Regions from separate parts of the Homo sapiens genome. Here region 1 is linked to region 2. Evidence: chromatin loops called from intact Hi-C (ENCODE). Cell type or tissue: natural killer cell. All regions are shown on one strand. Each heading gives the region's core, and the rest is flanking DNA. Links, peaks and the distances in the headings are about the cores only.

Region 1 (10,839 bases), core at 1,046-9,045, 140 kb before region 2:
GACACTCACAAAGTCACACTACACAGACAACCTTTTACACACTGGAGTTTTCTAGACACTCTATTACATTGTAAGATCAGAAAACATTTCCTGTCCACAGTTACCACATAGCTTTCTGGTTAGTGCCATATGCTGCTAGGTCAGCTCTCTCTGTGACCTCCTTCTTTTATTTCTAACCTTCCTCACAGTATTTTCATCACTAAATATTTAGCTCTGTGAAAGTCCTGAAGTATCGGGGGAACCAGCCCCCAATATTTCAACGTAGGTTCTTTTCTATTCTCCCTAAGTGTCGGCCAGTCTAAGAAATAAAGGGAAAGAGTACAAAACAGAGAAATTTTAAAGCTGGGTGTCCAGGGGAGACCCATTTTAATGCAGCAGAGAAGAAGGGGACACTGCATATCAGAGTCCACTCCCAAGCCCTCAGGTCCCCTGCTTGGGCATTTTATAACACAGATCCAAGGTGATTACCTGAAACATATTTCAGTGAAGCTGGGGACATTGGTAAGAGAGGGAATGTAATAACATATTAGCAATTTGGCCCTAGGCAAGCTATTAAATAAGAAGCTACAGTTTATTTTCTCACAAAATAGTGATCATGTCGCCTACCGCAAAGGGATTGCAAATGACAAATAAGATAATGCATGTACCATGCTTAGCAAAATGTTTGGCTCATAGATAATACCTACATGGTAACTTTTTCTGTGTCAGTGAAGACAAGCAGGCTAACACTTGTATCATAATAGTAATTCTTGCTTTGCTTGCAAAGGGTTGTATCTTGAAGCATGAATTGGTTGATGTGACCTCTTCAGAGAAACCTTTCCTGTACCCAATGGAAAGCAGCAGCTGTGTCTCTCCCTGTCATATGACTCTGTTTCATTTTCATCATATTTTCTCCTCTTACTGAAATTAACTTCATGAGGGCAGAAACATTGCCAGTAGTATTTATCACTGTATTACCAATGCTTAGGACCACGCATGGAACATAATAAGTGCTCAGTATATGCTTGTTGAATGAATGAAGGTTCCACTTATTCTCCTAAAGTCTCAGCTCCAATATCTGGTTCTCCCCTTTTTGCTGTCAGCTCTACAGTGCCCTAATGATAGTCCAATCATCATAATTATCACATGCATCACTGTGTCTGTTTACTTCTTTATTTTCCCCACTAGGCTCTGAGTTGTGTTGAAGGCATCAACCGAGTGTCTAGCACACTGTCTGACATATGAGAGAATTCAAATATTTGTTGAACAACTAGAATTTAATAGTCCATACTTATCTGTATGATAATACATTTTTACAAGGCCCTATGAGGAGATAGCTTCAGGGGTCACTTGACCTAAGCCTTAAGCCTGAGGGTGAATGAAATGTTGTTTGCCTTTCAGTGACATGTGTAGGGAGGTGGGTGAGACCTGATCATGTGCAGGGGCTTAACAAATATTTATTTTTGCCTCTCCACTTGGTTTATTTTCATTTTTTAGCTTCTCTTTTTTTCTCTTCTTTTTTTTTTTTTTTTTGAGATCAAGTCTCGCTCTGTAACCCGGCTGGAGTGCAGTGGTGCGATCTTGGCTCACTGCAACCTCCGCCTCCTGGGTTCAAGCAATTCTCCTGCCTCAGCCTCCTGAGTAGCTGGGACTACAGGCGCATGCCACCACACCCAGCTAATTAGTTTTGTATTTTTAGTAGAGACAGAGTTTCACCATGTTGGCCAGGATGGTCTCAATCTCTTGACCTAGTGATCTGCCCGCCTCGGCCTCCCAGAGTGCTGGGAATACAGGTGTGAGCCACCACGCCTGGCCCATTTTTTAGCATCTCTTAGTGACCTTTGCTTTAGATGAATATGCAAGATGGGCTGATGCACCACAGAACAGTTGAGAATAAATATCAATTTTCAAAGAGAATCCCAATATAGGCTGGGTGCAGTGGCTCATGCCTGTAATCCCAGCACTTTGGGAGGCTGAGGTGGGTGGATCACTGGAGCCCAGGAGCTCGAAATCAGCCTGGGCAACATAGCGAGACCCCATGTCTACAAAAAATTTAAACATTAACCAGGCATGGTAGTGCGCACCTGTAGTCCCAGATACTCAGGGGGCCTGAGACAGGAGAATCTCTTGAACCCAGAAGGTTGAGGTTGCAGTGAGCCATGATCGCACCACTGCACTCCAGCCTAGGAGCTGGAGTGAGACCCTGTCTAAAAAAAAAAAAAAGAAAGAAAGGAAGGAAGAGAATCCCATATTGACCATATACCCTGAGATCCTGGCCAAGGTCTGTCCTTGCACCTTCTTGTTTTTTCCCTTCCCACTGCTTGCCCCAGCACAACTAGCTCTTCACCGTCTCCCGTCCAGAGACACAACAGTTTCTGTTGCCATCATTTCCCAGCTTCATTGTGTTCTCCACGTCAAATTGAAGTTCCTAAATTCACCAGTCTTTTCACTTCCCTGCTCAGAAACCATCCATGTTTCCCTGTTATCTATAGAACCATTCTTTTAAAACTCCATGATCTTATCCCACCCTCCTTTTCCAAAAGCTGGTTTCCAAACTACATTTTAGGAACCTTGTATGTAAATCCTTTAAAATATCCCACTTCTAGACTCCTGTTCCTACCTCCTCCCCTTCCTAAAATGCCCTCCATCCCATTTACATGTAAGCAGATCTTTTCCACTCTTTGTTTATTTTATTTGAGATGGAGAGTCTTTCTCTGTCTCTCAGGCTGGAGTATAATGGCGCGATCTCGGCTCACTGCAACCTCTGCCTCCTGGGTTCAAGCGATTCTCATGCCTCAGCCTCCCAAGTAGCTGGGATACAACTGCACCCACCATGCCTGGCTAATTTTTGTATTTTTAGTAGATGGGGGTTTCATTATGTTGGCCAGGCTGGTCTTGAACTCCTGACCTCAGTGATCAGCCCACCTCAGCCTCCCAAATTGCTAGGATTACAGGCATGAGCCACCGCGCCTGGCCAATATATATTTTTCTTTAAATGGTACTGTTGGATGTAGATATGAGAGAAATAGCCTGTATCTCCAGTACCATTTAAAGAAAGAAATATGTCCCTGTGTATTCTATTAGTAATGACAATCACTTTTGTCTATAATCAGACTTCTGAGCCTATTCCAAGGCCCATTTGTGTACTTCCTTGTAAAATCCAGTTTTAGCAAAGAACCCTACTAAGTCAGTTTGGCAAGGACCCCTCACCCTAGCTATCTGATCACTGTTGGATTCTGATCAGATTCCTCATCCTCCACCATCCCCCAGGCAACATCTGATCACCCGGGCCTGTCTTCAGCTACAATTCTGTTAGGCTGGTTTAGCCAGAATCCACTTTACCCCTGATGTTTCCTCCGAGTAATTTTCTGTCTACCGACAGCCACACTGCTCCTTGGCCATAAATTCCCACTTGTCCATGCTGGATTCAGAGTTGAGTCCAGTCTCTTTTCTGTGCCGCAAGAGCTCATTGCAGTGGTCCCTGTACCTTTGTGATGATCCTGAATAAAGTCTTCCCAACCATAATTTAACAAGTGACATTGAGTAATTTTTTTCTTTAACAAGAGACATTTGGATTTTAATTTCTGTTACAGGTATAATAAAAGGTTCAGTGGTCCCTACTTTACAAAGAGGAACATACATAAAGATAGGAGGTTTCTAGTGATTTCTGTTCAGGATTGCTTTCTAAACTGGGCATAAACAAGTTCCTTCAGCTAGGTCTCTTTGATACTGTGGCCTGGAATTTGTTTTTCTTTTTCTTTTTTTTTTTTTTTTTGAGATGGAGTTTTGCTCTTGTTGCCCAGGCTGGAGTGCAATGGCACAATCTCAGCTCACTGCAACCTCCACCACCCGGGTTCAAGTGATTCTCCTGCCTCAGCCTCCCAAATAGCTGGGATTACAAGCATACGCCACCACACCTGGCTAATTTTGTATTTTTAGTAGAGACGGGGTTTCTTCGTGTTGGTCAGGCTGGTCTCGAACTCCCGACCTCAGGTGATTCACCTGCCTCCGCTTCCCAAAGTGCTGGGATTACAGGAGTGAGCCACTGTGCCCAGCCACTCTTTTTTCTTTTTTTTGGACAGAGTCTCACTCTATTGCCCAGGCTGGAGTGCAGTGGTGCAATCTCAGCTCACTGCAGCCTCTGCCTCCTGGGTTCAAGTGATTCTCCTGTCTCAGCCTCTCAAGTAGCCAGTATTACAGGCACACGCCACCACACCAGGTTAATTTTTGTATTTTTGGTAGAGATGGGGTTTTGCCGTGTTGGCCAGGCTGGTCTCAAACTCCTGACCTCAAGTGATTCACCTGCCTCAGCCTCCCAAAGTGTTGGGATTACAGGCATGAGCCACCATGCCCAGCCTGGAATTTCATGTTTAACTTAGACTCTGGAAATTCCAAATGAGTTTTAACACAAACAAATTATTTGAGAAATTCAGGTCTCTGTTTCTTTACCTATGAAATGGTGACTGCTTATGCTTGCCTTGATAGACTACTAGGATGAAAGGAAATGACGAATATTGAAGTCCTTCACAAATCTAACAAAATGTGAAATATGATTGTATTTATAGTTTACGTATTGCAAGCAGATGCTGCAGAATAAGTGTTTCAGATTGAAATTTCTTGAAGAACCCCTAGCCTTTTCCATACCAAATAAACAGATCTCTGGAGGACAGGACCTCTGACATTTGTACCTTCTTTCCATCCCTCTGTACCCCTGTACTTCCTGCAGCCCTTCCCTTCACCACCACCATGTCCCTCCTGCTGCTGCAGAGTCTGCTTGCAGGGCCTTTACACCAGGGAGAGCAGGCAGATGGAGGAGCATGGACAGATACATTCCTCTCCTGGCAGTGTCCATTACTTCTCATTCTACTCATTGAGACTCCAAAGTCAGAGTGAAATACTGAGGGATATGAATTCCTGTACTGTGTGGCAGCCATTGCCACATTCAACATACGATGTCAGATGTGTGCAAGATGAGGCTACTCACGAGACACAGAGGCACAGGACTCCTGGTATCGACTCGCTGTCTCTTAAAAGAAAGTTGCCATCCACCCCTTCCTTGAGCAGCAAGGTCTCACAGTCTTGCTTGGTCAGACGTCCATGGTAGTAAGGCAGATCCATGGAGAACGCTCTTGTATCCCAGGAAGCCCTGTTGGCCTGAAATTCACCCCCAAGTCAAGGGACAGCTCTGAGGAGAGATGTGTAAGCAGCTGTACCTCCTGTGGAGCTACCTCTTCCTCTAGCGGTCTGTGGGACTCAGCCAGCTTCACAAGATTCAGGAAATGAGGAGGGCGGGGTGATAAAATGACCAACACTTTTCACCCTCTAAATGGCCCACATGTGACTCACAGAAGTAGGTAAAGCACATTTAAACACACAATGGAATCAGTGATGCTCATGGCTAGGGAGGCAATGCTGAAGTCAAGCTTCCTGGAACTGTGTTGCAGCCTTGTATATTACCATGGACTATCATCAACTTCTTTGGCTACTGGTATCCTTTCCAGGAAGCACACCGCTGCTTTTGCTGTAATGGTACCCATTTTCTGCTGAAGTTGCCTAGGATTGGGCTATGCTTAGCTTAGACTGGGTGCTCAAAAACCATTTGGATGCTGAGAGAATTGATATGCTCAGATACAATGGGAAAATTGAAAGGGTGGGATTTCCGTGGATCAAATGACACTAAAAATGGAAGACATTAATGGCAATAAAAAACAGTGGGACACTGTGGATGAGGACAGCCCATTCCATGGCTAAGGCTCCCAGCCACTGGTGAAAAAAGGCCATTTGAACACCCTCAAGCATTGTTCCTTTTGGAGAAAGGGCTGGTGTAGGTGGGAGGGATATCTGGGTATACTCATATATCTACAGAAAATCACTATATATATCTCAAAAATGTTATCTATGAAAATAGAACTATGTGCTAACGATTCATCTTTACTTCTCTTAACTTCTTCTTTTTTTTGTTTTCTTCATCTCCGTAGTACCTGGAGATCTTAACTTCTTCTTAACCTAGATGTTTATTTCACCTTGCTACTTTGCTTACCAGCTGTTTACTCACAGTTGGGTGTATCTTCTATGGAACTTCCTTGTAACAGATCTTTGTTCTTCCTTGGAATTCCCACTCTGCATTTGGCATAGTGCAGTTTCACTGATCAGGGAACTCGTTATCAGACAGATATGCTCTCAAATAGCAACTTTTCTTCTGTGGTTTTGGACAATTCATTATTCAATTCTCTGGAAACTATGGCAGTTGAAGACAGAGTTGTTAATAATGAAAGAAGAAATTTGGTATTTCTTGTGAATAAATTCACAATCGTGGTGTAAAGATGCTTTTTGACATAAGAGAGGAAATAACTGAAAGCATGCTCAGGCTCTTGGTCATCACAGGGGCTTCCTTGCCCTTTTTGCTGTTTCAAAATCCAACCCTCACAATAAAAGAAATGCAAATTACCTGCATGCTGAGATAACAACTCTCACCTATCATATGGGTGAAAATCAAAAGTTTGAAAGCTTATTGGGTTGGTCATGGTGAAAGAAAATAGAATATCTTGTATATCATTAGTTGGAATAAAAAATAGTTACAACTATAGTAAAAGATGGTTTGGCAATATCTTGCAAATTTATGTATGCCTTCACCATCTGATAGAACAATCTCAGTTCTAGAAATCTGTCACAAAACTACACAGGCAGAATTAGAAAATGACTTGTGAATAAGGTAGTATTTTTTAATAGAAAAAGATTACAAACAACTCAAAGACTTGTGAATAGAGGGACAGGTGAATAAACTGTGATTCATGTATACAATGGAATATTACTATAGAATAATAAAATGGGATTGAGGAAGATCTCTATATGCTGATATGCAATAATCTTCAGGATGTATTTTTAGGTGAAAGCAGCAAGATGCACAATAGTATATAGAGTATGGGGGATATAAATAAATATATACATTTATAATATTTGCTCATATTTAAAAAACAAACGAAACACCCACTGGAAGAACAAAACTAAAACTAATTAAAACTAAAAACTTCTGCCTCTAAGAGGAGAGCGGAAACATGCATAGAGGTGAGACTTCTCTCAGTAAAACTTGCTGTAGAGTTGTTGGTTTTTTGTTTTGTTTTGTTTTGAGACAGAATCTCACTCTGTTACCCAGTCTGGAGTGCAGTGGTGTGATCTCGGCTTACTGCAACCTCTGCCTCCCTGGTTCAAGCAATTCTCCCACATCAGCCTCCCAAGTAGCTGGGACTACAGGCACGTGCCACCATGACTAGCTAATTTTTGTATTTTTAGTAGAGACAGGGTTTCACCATGTGGCCCAGGCTGGTCTCAAACTCCTCACTTCAAGTGATCTGCCTGCCTCGGCCTCCCAAAGTGCTGGGATTACAGATGTGACCCACTGCGCCCAGCCTGCTGTGGAGTTTTGAATGTAGAATCATGTAATTGTTTTTTTGTTTTGTTTTGTTTTGTTTTGAGACAGAGTCTCACTCTGTCGCTCAGGCTGGAGTGCAGTGGTGCGATCTCGGCTCACTGCAAGCTCTGCCTCCTGGGTTCATGCCATTCTCTTGCCTCAGCCTCCCGAATAGCTGGGACTACAGGCCCCTGCCACCACGCCCAGCTAATTTTTTGTATTTTTAGTAGAGACGGGGTTTCACCATGTTAGTCAGGATGGTCCCAATCTCCTGACCTCGTGATCCACCCACCTCGGCCTCCCAAAGTGCTGGGATTACAGGCGTGAGCCACAGCGCCCGGCCATAATTGTTTTACACATTGAAAATAAACAAGTAAAAGGGTATTCCTAAAAGGAGGAATAAAAACTAAAATAATGTATCTAACTGAACATTACTTTGGTAATATAATCATAAAGAAAATTATTTCAACTGACTTTAGAATGTAGAATTTGAGTGAACAGTTTTAATTAAATATCTTGTACATTAAATAAACTAGCAAATAAATTTAGTGATAATTTGGTGTAATTTAAATATATTTAACTCATATTATAAGATAAACAAAAATCATACTGATATTAACATTTTAAGAACTAAGTAAGGTAAACAACTGTACCAGTTTGCTTATGTCTGAGGGGTTTCCCAGTATCTACGACTTTCAGTGTTAAAGACAGATGAGTCCTGGGAAAATTCTAGAATCAAGATTTTTTTTCAGTATAAGAAAAGAGATACACATATAAAAGCAAAGAAGTTAAATAAAATTTTTGATGCTAAATTTGAATTGGAAATATCAGCATGGATTTACAACTTGCTTTTCAACAAAAGGCCTAAAACAGGGGCCAGCAAACTTTTTCTTAGGCATTGCAGGCAATAGTCTCTGTTGCAACCATTCATCTCTGCCATTGTAGTGTAAAAGCAGCACTATGGGCTGTAGTTTGCCAATCCCTAGCTAAAACAATGAAAACTTGGTAGCAATGAGCACACCTAGGGATAAGGCTATGGTCTCTAAATACCACTTCTCCTATAAAAGAAGCAAGAACTTTTTAGAGAAATGGCTGAATTCATGCCAGGGACATATAAGTGTGTCAGTGAAGACTGAGTCATGTCAAAGGACATAAGACCCAATATGGAAAAATTTAAGTATCAAAGGAATAATGATTGTGGTTGATCAAAATACGTTGAATTTATATTATCCAGTAAAAGATCAACCTTGCCCAAATATAGATGTAGCCCTTTGTCCTAGCTCCTTGGAGAAAAGCTTTAAGCTCTTGGAATCCAGTGTATGGGACATTCAGTAGAACAAATAATGTGGTGTCTTCATAGGTTGTAAAAACTGAGTCAGATAGTTGGGTGAGAACTGCTCTAGGTTAAAAAGATGGTTATGCAGCATGAAACCAATGCTAGATGACATCTTGTTTGGATCTTGGCTTGAAAAAACCAAATACCAAAAATTTAGTGCTGGGGGAAATTTAAGTATTGATTTGATATTAGATAGTGCGTGTAGCAATGGCATTATGCTTTTGTGAATATAACTTTTAGAGATACGTATTGAAGTGTTATGTCTGATACTGGGTGATTGTGTGTGTGGTTCATTATATTAATGTCTCTTTTTGCATGTGTTGTAAAGTTTTAATAGTAAAAATATCTTTCCATTCCCATATTATTCTGATCCCATGTCACCTTTAAGAATAGCTCCACAGTACACAGGAATATCTTCAATTTCTTGCGTGGGTCCCCTTTCTCTCATCCACAGAAACAAAAACCTAGCACTATGTTTGTAGAACATGACCCTATTCTTCTGGCCATGGGTGATTTGATCAAGGATAGGCCTCCGACCTAAGATAAGTTAATCACAAACCCTTATCCAGGAGTTTAGAGAAAATGGGGAAATGAAGGAAATGAGAGAGAAAAAGAGAGAGAGATGAAAGGAAGGAAGGAAGGAAGGAAGGAAGGAAGGAAGGAAGGAAGGAAGAAAGAGAAAGAAAGAAAGAAGAGAAAGAGAAAGAAAGAAAAAGAAAAGAAAGAGAGAAAGGGAAGGAAAGAAAGAGAGAAAGAAAGAAGAAAGAGAGAGAAAGAAAGAAAAAGAAAGAAAGAAAGAAAGAAAGAGAAAGAAAGAAAGAGGGTAGGGGGCTGGGATGGGTAGGAAATGGGAATGGAAATTAATTCTCTAGGAATGGCTGTGTAACAGGTACATTTTTACACTGTATACTGGTGGCCATATCCCAGCAAGCTGTCAGGAGAAGAGAACTGGTCTGCAAAATGAGGAATGAAGTGGACACATGAAAAAAAGCAGAGTCAAAAGATAGTCTCACTTGGATTTTCCATGGGTTTTCATTCCAGGATTCAGTGATTTCTGAGGTCTGGCTACATGCTTGCCCTTGAGTTTTTTTGTCATTTTAATAGATTTCCCTTTTGTCATAAGCTAGTTGGCATTTGTTTTTGTTATTTTCTACTAAAGATGTCAAATAAATCCAGCCTTACAGATAAAATTCTGTTCTCAAGACCAAGGAAGCATGAGGCCAAATGTGAATCACAGTGTTGTTCTGAGTGAAAAGTCACGTAGAAACTGGACAGTGTGGTGTCAACCCCAGAAAGCCCAAGATCACAAGATCATCACTGACCACAGCAGCATGGCAAATGCTTGTGTTGTGCTTGTTAAAAGATGCCTGATGGAGGGCAACAGTGTAGGACCTCCCACTTCATTCCTACTGTCTTATCGTAGGAGATAGCACTTTGTCTATCTCCTTAAAGAGCTAACTCATTGCATCACCATCATTCATTGAACATACTTTATAGTGGGACCCCAATATTCTTGGAATCTCCATGACTCTAAGGGCAGAACCGCCTATGTGAGAGGCAGTGTGGTGTGGGGGCTTCAGCAAGAGGCCTTGCCACCTGTTCATTCTTGCACTGCTACAAAGAAACACCTGAGACTGGGTAATTCATAAAGAAGTTGAATTGGCTCACAGTCCACTGGTTATGCAGGAAGCATGGAAGCATCTGCTTTTGGGGACGGCTCAGAGAGCTTTTACTCATGGTGGAAGGCAAAGAGGGAGCAGGACTGAGAAGGGGGAGGTGTCACACACTTTTATACAACCAGATCTCACAATAACTCACTCACTATCACAAGAACAGCACCGAAGGGATGGTGCTAACCCATTCATAAGAACTCTGCCCTCATGATCCAATCACCTCCCACCAGGCCCCACCTCCAACAATGGGGATTACAATTCAATATGAGATTTGGTGGGGACATAGATCCAAACCATATCACCACCAGACTGCCTGGATTTGAATTCCAATTTCGCTACTCAGTGATGAATGCAAACTGCCTAGCTTTTTGTGCCTTTGTTTTTCAGAAAATGGAGACGATCATTATAATGACCATATAGAGTTGCTGAGAGGATTATATACA
Region 2 (10,839 bases), core at 1,391-9,390:
GGTGGGGCCATCTGGTTGTCAGAAATGCAAAAGTCTGAAAAGACATCTCAAAAGGCCAATCTTAGGTTCTACAGTACTGAAGTTATTTACAGGAGTGACTGGGGAAGTTGCAAATCTTATGACCTCCAGAATAATGGCTGGTAATCATTTAACTGTGCTTACATCTTAGCAGAATTCAGGCCCCTCTCATCCTTGTAATCTGGTGGACTTTCATTGTTTTTTTTTTTTTTTTTTTGAGATGGAGTCTCGCTCTATCACCCAGGCTGGAGTGCAGTGGAGCAATTTTGGCTCACTGCAGCCTCCACCTCCCGGGTTCAAGCGATTCTCCTGCCTCAGTCTCCCGAGTGGCTGGGATTACAGGTGAGTACCACTACGCCCAGCTAATTTTTGTATTTTTTTAGTAGAGACGGGGTTTCACCATGTTGGCCAGGCTGGTCTCAAACTCCTGACCTAGTGATCTGCCTGCCTCAGCCTCCCAAAGTATTGGGATTACAGGCGTGAGCCACCGCACCCGGCCTTTCATTGGTTTTACTAAACTGGTTTAGTTTAGGGAAGGGCTATTATAATTTAAACTATAAACTAAAATTCTCCCCAGATTAGCTTGGCCCATGCCCAGGAATGACCAAGGGCAGTTTGGAGGTTAAGGCAGGGTGGAGTTGGTTAGATCAGATCTCTTTTACTGTCATAATTTCTCACCGTTATGATTTTTGCAAAGGTGGTTTTAGAGAAAGGAATGGGTGGTTCAAGTGGTAGTATTCAGAAAAATGGGCAGAATCACAAGGGAGGCAGATATTCCACCCCCACCCCTCAGCTGTCCATACCCAAATCCCTGGAACCAAGGAACATGTTGCATTACATAGCAAAAGGGACTTTGCAGATCCAGCTAAGGTTATGAACTTTAAGATAGGGAGGTGATCCTGGATTATCCCTGGTGATGGGGATGTGGGGAACATTCAGTTACAGGAGCCCTTAAAGCAGAGAACTTTTTCTTTTTTCTTTCTTCTTCTTCTTCTTCTTCTTTTTTTTTTTTTTTTTTTTTTTTTTTTTGAGATGGAGTCTCACTCTTGTTGCCAGGTTAGAGTTCAATGGCACGATCTCGGCTCACCGCAACCTCCGCCGCCTCCTGGGTTCAAGCAATTCTCCTACCTCAGCCTCCCAAGTAGCTGGAATTACAGGCATGCGCCCCCATGCCTGGCTAATTTTTTTTATATTTTTAGTAGAGACAGGGTTTCTTCATGTTGGGTCAGGCTGGTCTTGAACTCTCGACCTCATGTCATCTGCTTGCCTTGGCCTCCCAAAGTTCTGGGATCACAGGCGTGAGCCACCGCACCTGGCAAAGCAGAGAACTTTTATGGCCGGCCGTGGTGGCTCATGCCTGTGATCCCAACACTTTGGGAGGCTAAGGGTGGCGGATCATGAGGTTGGGAGTTCGAGACCAGACTGGCCAATATGATGAAACCTTGTCTCTCCTAAAAATACAAAAATTAGCCAGGCGTGTTGGCGCACGCCTGTAGTCCCAGCTGTTCAGGAGGCTGAGGCAGAGTAGTTGCTTGAACCTGGGAGGCGGAGGTTGCAGTGAGCCAAGATTACGCTACTGCACTCCAGCCTGGGCGGCAGAGCATGACTCCGTCTCAAAAAAATAAAAATAACTGGAGTCTCTGACTCCAGCTGGAGTCAGAGAGAGGTGGCAGAAGGGAAAGTCAGAGATTCAAATCATGAGAAGAACTCTACTTGCCATTGTTGGAAGAGGCCACATGCAAAGCATGAAAATAAATGTGGGCACCCTCTAAGAGCAAAGCCTGGCCCTGGCCTGACGGCAGCAAGGAAACAGGGACCTCAAGAAACCGAATATGGCCAACAACTTGAACAAGTCTGGACGTGTATTCTTCCCCAGGGCTCCATTAAGGAGCACAGCCGTCTGCCAACACCTCGATTTAAGCATTTTCTTTTCCTTTTTTCTTTTTTTTTTTTTTTTTTTTGAGACAGAGTCTTGCTCTGTTGCCCAGGCTGAAGTGCAGTGGCGCAATCTTGGCTCACTGCAACCTCCACCTCCCGGGTTCAAGCTATTCTCCTGCCTCAGCCTCCCAAGTAGCTGGAATTACAGGTGCCTGTCACTATACCCAGCTAATTTTGTATTTTTAGTGGAGACAGGGTTTCACCATGTTGGCCAAGCTGGTCTCAAACTCCTGACCTCAGGTGATCCACCCACCTCGGCCTCCCAAAGTGCTGGGATTATAGGCGTCAGCCACTGCGTCCAGCTGATTTTTGCCTTTTTGTACCCTAAGTAAAGGACCCAATTGAACTTACCCAGCTTCCTGATCCAGAGAAACTGTGATATAACAAATTTGTGTGGCTTGAAGCCACTATGTTTGTAGTATTTGTTACAGCATCTATGTAAAATGAATACATCCATCCATAGAACAAAGGGATTTTATAACATTTCTATCTGACAATACCTAATTCGTGATTTCATTAGCTCTTTATCTGTCAGAGATGTTAAAGAAATGATTCATGCATTGGTTGGGAGGTAGGATATGATGACTTAGAAAGTTTCTTCCAGGGGCCCGGCACAGTGGGTCGCGCCTGTAATCTCAGCACTTTGGGAGGCCGAGGAGGGCAGATCACGAGGTCAAGAGATCGAGACCCTCCTGGCCAACATGGAGAAACCCCGTCTCTACTAAAAATACAAAATAAGTTCAAGCAATTCTCCTGCCTCAGCCTCCCGAGTAGCTGGGACTACAGGTGCATGGCACCATGTCCAGCTAATTTTTTGTATTTGTAGTAGAGATGGGGTTTCACCATATTGGCCAGGATGGTCTCCATTTCTTTACCTCGTGCTCCACCTGCCTCAGCCTCCCAAAGAGCTGGGATTACAGGTGTGAGCCATCCTGCCTGGCCCATTATTGTCTTTTTGAGATGTTACTCTGCAATATTTATCTAAATGGGTGCTGGACAGAGTATTTACTGTTTTGGAAAATAAATGGTTGGATATATGAATTCAGTGATTAAGAGTATGAAATTTGTAGTAAGAGAGATGTGTTCATATTCAAAATCTGCCACAGTTGAGACCTTGAAAAAGCTACTTGACATTTCTCAGCCTCAGTTTATTGAACTATAAGATGAAAATAATATCAGGGCAGGGTATGGTGGCTCATGCCTGTAATCCTAGCACTTTGGGAGGCTGAGGCAGGTGGATCAGGAGCTTGAGACCAACCTAGCCAACATGACGAAACCCTGTCTCTACTAAAAGGACAAAAATTAGCCGGGTGTGTTGGCGCACACCTGTAGTCCTAGCTACTTAGATGGCTGAGGCAAGAGAATTGCTTGAACCCAGGAGGCGGAGGTTGCAGTGAGCTGAGATCACACTCCTGCACACTGCACTCCAGCCTGCGTGACAGAGCAAGACTCTGTCTAAAACAAACAAACAAACAAACAAAAAAACAAAATAATTATTAGAAAATTACCTTAACTTTTGTGGTAAAAAAATTTAAGCACATAATTGAAAATATTTCACATTGTTAATTTAAATGTAGGCTTTCCTTATTCTAATAATTATCCAAATCAGCTATAATCAGGTGCTGTATCAAAGAGTCACTCCAGCCTGGGCAACAAAGCAATACCTTTCTTTACAAAAAATAAAAAAAATAAAAATTAGCCAGGCGTGGTGGCATGCACCTGGAGTCTCAGCTACTTGGGAGGGTGAGGTGGGAGGATCACTTGAGCCCAGGAGTTTGAGGCTGCAGTGAGCTGTAATTGAGTCACTGCACTCTGACATGGGCAATATAGAACAAGAAAAAAAAAATTCACAACTGCCATTTGGAAAGTTCCATTTACTATATATTTTCATATTCCTAAATTGCTTTTTAGCAGTTTACTATTGTGTACTAAATTGTGGCCTAAAGTCATGTTTTTCTATGGCTAATAATAAATAACAATTTTAGACAGTTATTTAAACAAAATGGCTACCTCCAAACAAACTATCACAACTTTTTTTTGGGAGTTACAGTAGAACCGCATAAAACCTAATACTAATGGAATAATGTTAAATGATAAATAAATAAAGGACAAATTGATTTTTAAAAATACAAACAAATGCCGGGTGCTGTGGCTCACGCCTGTAATCCCAGCACTTTGGGAGGCTGAGGTAGGCAGATCACGAGGTCAAGAGATCAAGACCATCCTGACCAACATGGTGAAACCCTGTCTCTACTAAAATTACAAATATTAGCTGTGTGTGGTGGCATGCACCTGTAGTCCCAGCTACTTGGGAGGCTGAGGTAGGAGAATTGCTTGAACCTGGGAGGCGGAGGTTGCAGTGAGCCGAGATCACGCCACTGCACTCCAGCCTGGCAACAGAGAGATTCTGTCTCAAAAACAAACAAACAAAAAAACAAACACCATATATATAAAAAAAATCTGTAGATTTCCATCATGATGTAATTTAATGAGATAATCTGGTGAGGAAAAGAAAAAAGTCTGTATGTTTATTTCAGTCAAAAGGATTTATTTTATTCTTGGGTGGCCTGTTTATATTTTATCATGCATTCATTTTAACTGTTGAGAATACAGTGCAATGAAATATATTCCGTCAAAAGAAGAATCTAAATTGTCTCTTTAAAACAGCCTTACGATCATGACAAATCTAGTCAGAAGTTACTTCAGTGAGATGCCAGAAAGGTCTGGGCTCATGAGCAAACCCCAGGGCGTCTTTTCAAAAACTTGTGGGTGAGAAATGAGCTCAACTGGGGCAGGGTGTGGTGTGCTACGTGAAGTCAAGATTTCAGAGAAGACACTGTTCCTCTCTCTCCCTGGGGAGGAACACTGCCAAGGATAGTAAATAGTCTTTTAAAAGTACTTAGACTTTCAACTCTATAAGGAAAAATACTACCTTTAATAGGAATTGTTTTATGTGCCAGGCCCAAAAGGTGGCCTTCCTTTCTTCCTTATTCCCCCTCCCTCCTTCCCTTCTTTCTCTCCTTTGTATGTTTCGAATTTTAATGTTTATAATATCTGTAAAATTAAAAAATAATCTATTTTTTTCTTTTGAAAATCCTAAAAGCTTCAGGTCTTTAACTGATTTTTTTTTTTTTGCTTTTAATCTTTCTTTCATCACAAAAAGGAAAATAAAAAAGGAGTCTCAAGTAACACCAGCTTGGCTACTAAGGGACCCTTTGTGCCCCTGCTGGGTCAGCAAGGCCAATCAGAACAGTTTTATCACATAAGGGGCTGGTATTGTAGGAGGTGCAGGCCTGTCATATTAACTGTCTGTATTTTGTCCCACTTTATAGGCAGAGAAGACAAAATGGAGGCTTTTAAAAACCCTTCAGGGGATCTGGCACAGTGGCTAACACCTGTAATCCCAGCACTTTGGGAGGCTGAGGTTGCAGTGAGTCGAGATCACACCACTGGACTCCAGCCTGGGCAACAGAGTGAGACTCTGTTTCAAAAAAGAAAAAACGAAAAAAAAAAACAAGAAAAAGAAAAACCCTTCAAGGACTCCTCACTGCCCTCAGGACAAATTCTAAGCTCCAGTGTGGCTGGAGTCTGGTGAATCAGGGCAGGCTATGGAGAACATAAAAGGGAGAAGTTAGAGAAGGAGCAGGCCAGGTGGAGTGGGACAGCATAGATGACCTTGTGGGTCATTTGATGATTTTGCATTTTATTCTGGTTGAGATAGGAAGCCATCAGAGTGTTTTGAGCACAAGGGTAATATAAATCCACAGATCATCATTCTGGCTATTGTATTGAGAATGGCTTTAAGAAGGGCAAGGGGGCCAGGTGTGGTCGTTGACGCCTGTAATCCCAGCACTTTGGGGGGCTGAAGCTGGAAGATCACTTGAGCCCAAGAGTTCGAAACGAGCCTGGGCAACAGTGAGACCCCATCTCAATTTTTTAAAAAAAAAGGAAGAAAGAAAAGAAAAGATAAAAACAAGGGCAAGGGTAGCAGCAAGACTCGTTTGGAGGCCGTTATGTAATCCAGGTAAGAAATGATGATGGGAGAAAGTGATATTGAGAATTGGTCAGATTCTAGATGTACTTTGAACATAGAGCCTATGGGATTTGCTGTAGATTGGATCTGGTATGAGAAAAAGGAGTGAAGGATGACCCTAAGATTTTTTTTTTTTTTTTTTTTTGAGACGTAATCTCGCTCTCTCGCCCATGCTGGAGTGCAGTGGCGCAATCTCGGCTCAATGCAAGCTCCGCCTCCCAGGTTCACGCCAGTCTCCTGCCTCAGCCTCCCCAGCAGCTGGGACTACAGGCACACACTGCCACGCCCAGCTAATTTTTTAATTTTTAGTAGAGACGGGGTTTCTCTGTGTTAGCCAGGATGATCTCGATCTCCTGACCTTGTGATCCTCCCGCCTCGGCCTCCCAAAGTGCTGGGATTACAGGCGTGAGCCACCGCGCCCGGCCGACTCTAAGATTTTTGGCCTGAGAAACCATAGAGATAGGGAAGACTGAGGGAGGGAAGCAGGTAGTTTTGGAGGTGTATAGGAATCATTTGGGAATTCAGTTAAAGACATGTTAATTGTGTAAGTAAGTATTCAAGGCCGGGCATGGTGGTTTACACTTGTAATCCCAGCACTTTGAGAGGATGAGGCAGGTGGATCACTTGAGACCAGCCTGGGCAACATGGCGAGACCCCGTCTCAATTAAATTTTAAAAAATTAAATAATTCAAGCCCCAGAACGATGTCCTTGAGTGGGCATGAAAGGATGGGATCTAGCACACAGGTAGAGGGGTTGAACCATGGACAGTTTATCCTAAGCACATAGAGATAAGATAAAAATATGGGTGCAGATACAAGTACATGGGAGGGTGTGGTGGTGGGAACTTGTAAAAGTTCTCTTCTGATTGCTTTTGTTTTCTCAATGAAAGAAGCAAGGTTATCTGTTGAGAGTGAGCATGGGGGAGAAGATTATAGAGGCCTGAAGAAAAAAAAAAGATGTGAAATAGTCATCTAGGAGGATGGTAAAATGATATTTCTCTAGAGTAGACTAGAGAAATATAGCATATCATATTTCTGTGGTGTTCATGAATTTAAAGTCAGACGAGTCAGCATGATTGCACGTTTTTCTCCAATATGTTCATCTACCTGAGTATTCTCGTTCAGGGTCTCTCACAAGGCTGCAATCAAGGTGTTGTTGGCCCCGGGCTTACCTGGGTTTTCTGCTTCAAGGTCCCACCAGACTGTAGTCAAGATGTCAGCTTCACTGCATTCTCACCTGGAGGCTTGACTGGAGAAGACTCCAATTCCAAGCTCCCTCTGTTTCCTTGCATTTGCAGGATTGCAAATTTCAGGGTTTTGTTGTTGTTGTTTTCTTATTGTTTGTTTGTGTTTTTGTTGGCTGGAGGCCACTCTCAGCTCCTAGAAGCTGCATGCAGTTCTCTGCCATGTGGTCCTCCACAGGCCATTCACAACATGGCAGCTGGTTTCCTCAAGGCCAGCCGAATTGTGAAAATAGTTTGTTGGCAAGAAGGAGTCTTACATAATGTAACATGATCTTGGGAGTGACATCTACTCACCTTTGTCAAATAGCATAAAGTGTTCAGGGGAGTGAGTATCTCCTTTTCCATATTCTGTTAGAAGCAAGTCATAGGTCCTGCCTGCACTCAAGGAGAGGGGTTACACAAACCCCCTCCAAATGCACACCATTCTATTCTCAATACTTGGCACTCACAAGGCCAAACTTAGCAAATATATGTGTGTGTGTGTGTTTGTGTATACACACACATACAGGATTTGTTTTATGTGCCAGGCCCAAAAGGTGATTTCCTTCCTTCCTTCCTTATTCCCTCTCTCCCTCCCTCCCTCCTTCCCGCCTTCCCTTCTTTCTCTCCTTTCTTTCCATCATGAAGTTTTGTATATATATATACACACTCACACACACATATTTGCTAAGTTTAGCTTTGTGAGTATATATATATATATATATATACACACACACATACACACATATATAGGTGTATATATATGTATATAGTGAGATGGAGTCTTGCTCTGTCGCCTAGGCTGGAGGGCAGTGGCACTATCTCGGCTCACTGCAGCCTCTGCCTCCAGGGTTCAAGCAATTCTCCTGCCTCAGCCTCCCAAATAGCTGGGACTACAGGCACCTGCCACCACGCCTGGCTAATTTTTGTATTTTCAGTAGAGACGGGGTTTCACCATGTTGGCCAGCCCGGTTTCGAACTCCTGACCTCAAGTGATCTGCCCACCTCGAAGTTCTGGGATTATAGACGTGAGCCACTGCACCCAGCCAACAAATATAATTTTTTAAACAAAAACTTACAGAGCTCTTATTCTGTGTCAGAAACTGCTCTAAACACTTTATAAATATTAATCTTCACGGCAACTCTAGTCGGTAGGTCTTTTTATTAAGTAGGTCTTATTTCTTTTTCTACATTAATTTTTTTTTTTTTTTTTGGAGAGACAGGGTCTCACTATGTTGCCCAGGCTAGCTCTCGGATTCCCAGGCTCAAGCAATTCTCCTGCCTCGGCCTACCGAAGTGCTGGGATTATGGGTGTGAGCCACCACGCCAGGCCTGATAGGTTTTATTTATGTCTGCATTTGGGAATCAAGGCATGGAGACATCAGTTAACTTGTTGAAGGTCATAGTAACTGCAGAGCCAAGACTCCAACTCTTGTAGTCTGGCTTCAGAGTTCATATTCTTACCTATTATGCTAAGCAGTTAATGACAAATTAAATGAATAAATAAATGCTTTGGGGGGACACAGGAAATAATTACCCAGCAGCTCTGAGAACCCAAGGAAGTTTTGAAACCACACTTTTGTAATTCAATTTTTTTCTTTTTTTGTTTTTGTAATTCAATTTTGATGTCAAGCCAGTTAGCACTGCCAGAGACTTTTGTTGCAACATCGGTTCTTTCTTCCACTAATATTCAGTAACACAGGCCAAGGGGAGATATGAGGTCTGGAGCAAAAAATGTTGAGGAAGTTTTTGCTGTGCCTAAGATATTACCTGGAAAATAAAAACAAAGTTAATTTGTTGTCTATTCATAAAGAAGGAATAGGTGACCAGGAGATATCTCCAACAAAAATAACTTGTGGTATATCGTATGTGTGAGAAGGATAAGAGATAAAATGCACAATAAATTCAGACATGTTCACTTAGAGTAGAGCTGAAAAACTATATTATGAAAATTGTATTCTGAGAAATCATCCACATCTGAGAAACCATCTTGTGGAAGGTCAACAGCCCAGCAGAGATGGATGGCTGAACAATGACCAAATAGGTGGAGAGCAGGTTTAGAATAAAGTATGCTGCCCTTCTGGTTTCAATGTAGGTCAGAGGCCATTCTAGGCTAGGTTTTTGAGGAATTTCCCTTGCAGAGAGTAACACTGTGTGGCTGCCTGCATTAGAAAGATCCAGCCAAGGCCGGGTGTGGTGGCTCACGCCTGTAATCTCAACACTTTGGGATGCCAAGGTGGGTGGATCGCTGGAGGCCAGGAGTTCGAGACCAGCCTGGACAACATGGCGAAACAGTCTCTACTAAAAATACAAAAAATTAGCTGGGCGTGGTGGCAGGCGCCTGTAATCCCAGCTACTTGAGAGGCTAAGACAGGAAAATTCCTTGAATCTGGGAGGCAGAATTTGCAGTGAGCTGAGACTGTGCCACTGCACTCCAGCCTGGGTGACAAAGTGAAAATCCATCTCAAAAAAAAAAAAAAAAAAAAAGAAAGATTCAGCCAAGTGGGCTCTCAAGAGTATGCATTAAGTATTTGACCTAGGACTCATAATGGTTACAAGCCATTTAGTTTTAAGAGAAGAAAATATATTGGAATAATTGATTATGGTGGTTGAGGTTTTTAATGACTGGATTATTTTTACACTCATTACCTTCAGAGGATCTCTGTTATATGGCAATAGATTGACTTCTGATCCTCCTGTTTTTTCTTAACTACTTGTTCTTTCCTTTAGTTAATCTCTTAACTTATGAGAAATTTTGTCTCCTTATCTATGAATTAAGGGAGGTGAACCAGGTAATTTCCAGTCAACAACACAGGAATAAAATTTCAAGTCCACTCCTCCACACTATAAAGACCATACCTCAGTGTGGAATCCTGTGGTTGTGTACCTCCTGTAATTATCACACATTGATACTCTCAATTTTTATTTCTTTTCTTTTTTTTTCTTTTTTTTTTTTTGAGACAGAGTCTGGCTCTGTTGCCCAGGCTGGAGTGCAGTGGTACAATCACGGCTCACTGCAGCCTCAAACTCCAGGGCTCAAGTGATCTTCCCACCTCAGCCTCTGGAGTAGCTGGGACCACAGGCATGTGCCATCATGCCTGGCTAATTTTTGTATTTTTTGTAGAGGCAGGGTTTTGCCATGTTGCCCAGGCAGGTCTCAAACTCCTGAGCTCCAGAGATTGGCCCGCCTTGACCTCCCAAAGTGCTGGGATTACAGGTATGAGCCACTGTACCTGGCACACCAATACTTTCTTGCCCACTTTCTCTCCTGTTCATTCCATTTTGTTATTTATGTGATTCTTAGGTTATAATCAGTTTTGAGAGGTTGTACATTTACTCATCTTTGTATATCATCCCCAGCATCCTACACACTGTAGATGCACAAATATTTTTCTGACAACTTAACCCTCTGAAGGACAGCATATACTTTTGGAGGGTGTGGGAAACACTGGGTAAAAAAAATAAATTTGTCATTTAATAGAGTGTACTCATCATTCCACAGAATTTCACAACACACTTTGAAGTACAGAAAATTTATAGGGTGGAAGAAGTGGTAAGCTAAGTCAGGATGATCTCTTGGGAGAATGAAGTAATGTCCTAGGAAACTGTCAAAAGGAAAGTCAAAAC

The links. Hi-C counts contacts between places; a loop is a spot of excess contacts. Peaks named below come from ENCODE experiments on the same cell type or tissue, not always from the same donor. Only the 100,000 strongest peaks of a DNase experiment are listed, where the experiment ranks them.
Region 1: a loop joins it to region 2, with 4 times the contacts of the local background. A loop is called at or near these places in 2 of 110 quality-filtered maps.

What each region holds. Positions count from the first base shown.
Region 1 is chr1:162,406,920-162,417,758 of GRCh38, forward strand. SH2D1B (SH2 domain containing 1B) reads right to left here and starts at 5,217. Exons shown (of 4, transcript NM_053282.5): 1 at 4,964-5,217. The coding sequence starts at 5,097. In natural killer cell, for the core only: no CTCF peak of the experiment used is centred there; no DNase peak of the experiment used is centred there; H3K4me3 peaks cover 4,352 bases; H3K27ac peaks cover 7,485 bases.
Region 2 is chr1:162,543,664-162,554,502 of GRCh38, forward strand. UAP1-DT (UAP1 divergent transcript) reads right to left here. Exons shown (of 3, transcript XR_426859.4): 3 at 8,890-8,982. Among named protein-coding and RNA genes, the nearest start is that of UAP1-DT, 12 kb to the right of the region's middle. In natural killer cell, for the core only: no CTCF peak of the experiment used is centred there; a DNase peak (open chromatin) is centred at 4,738; H3K27ac peaks cover 1,825 bases.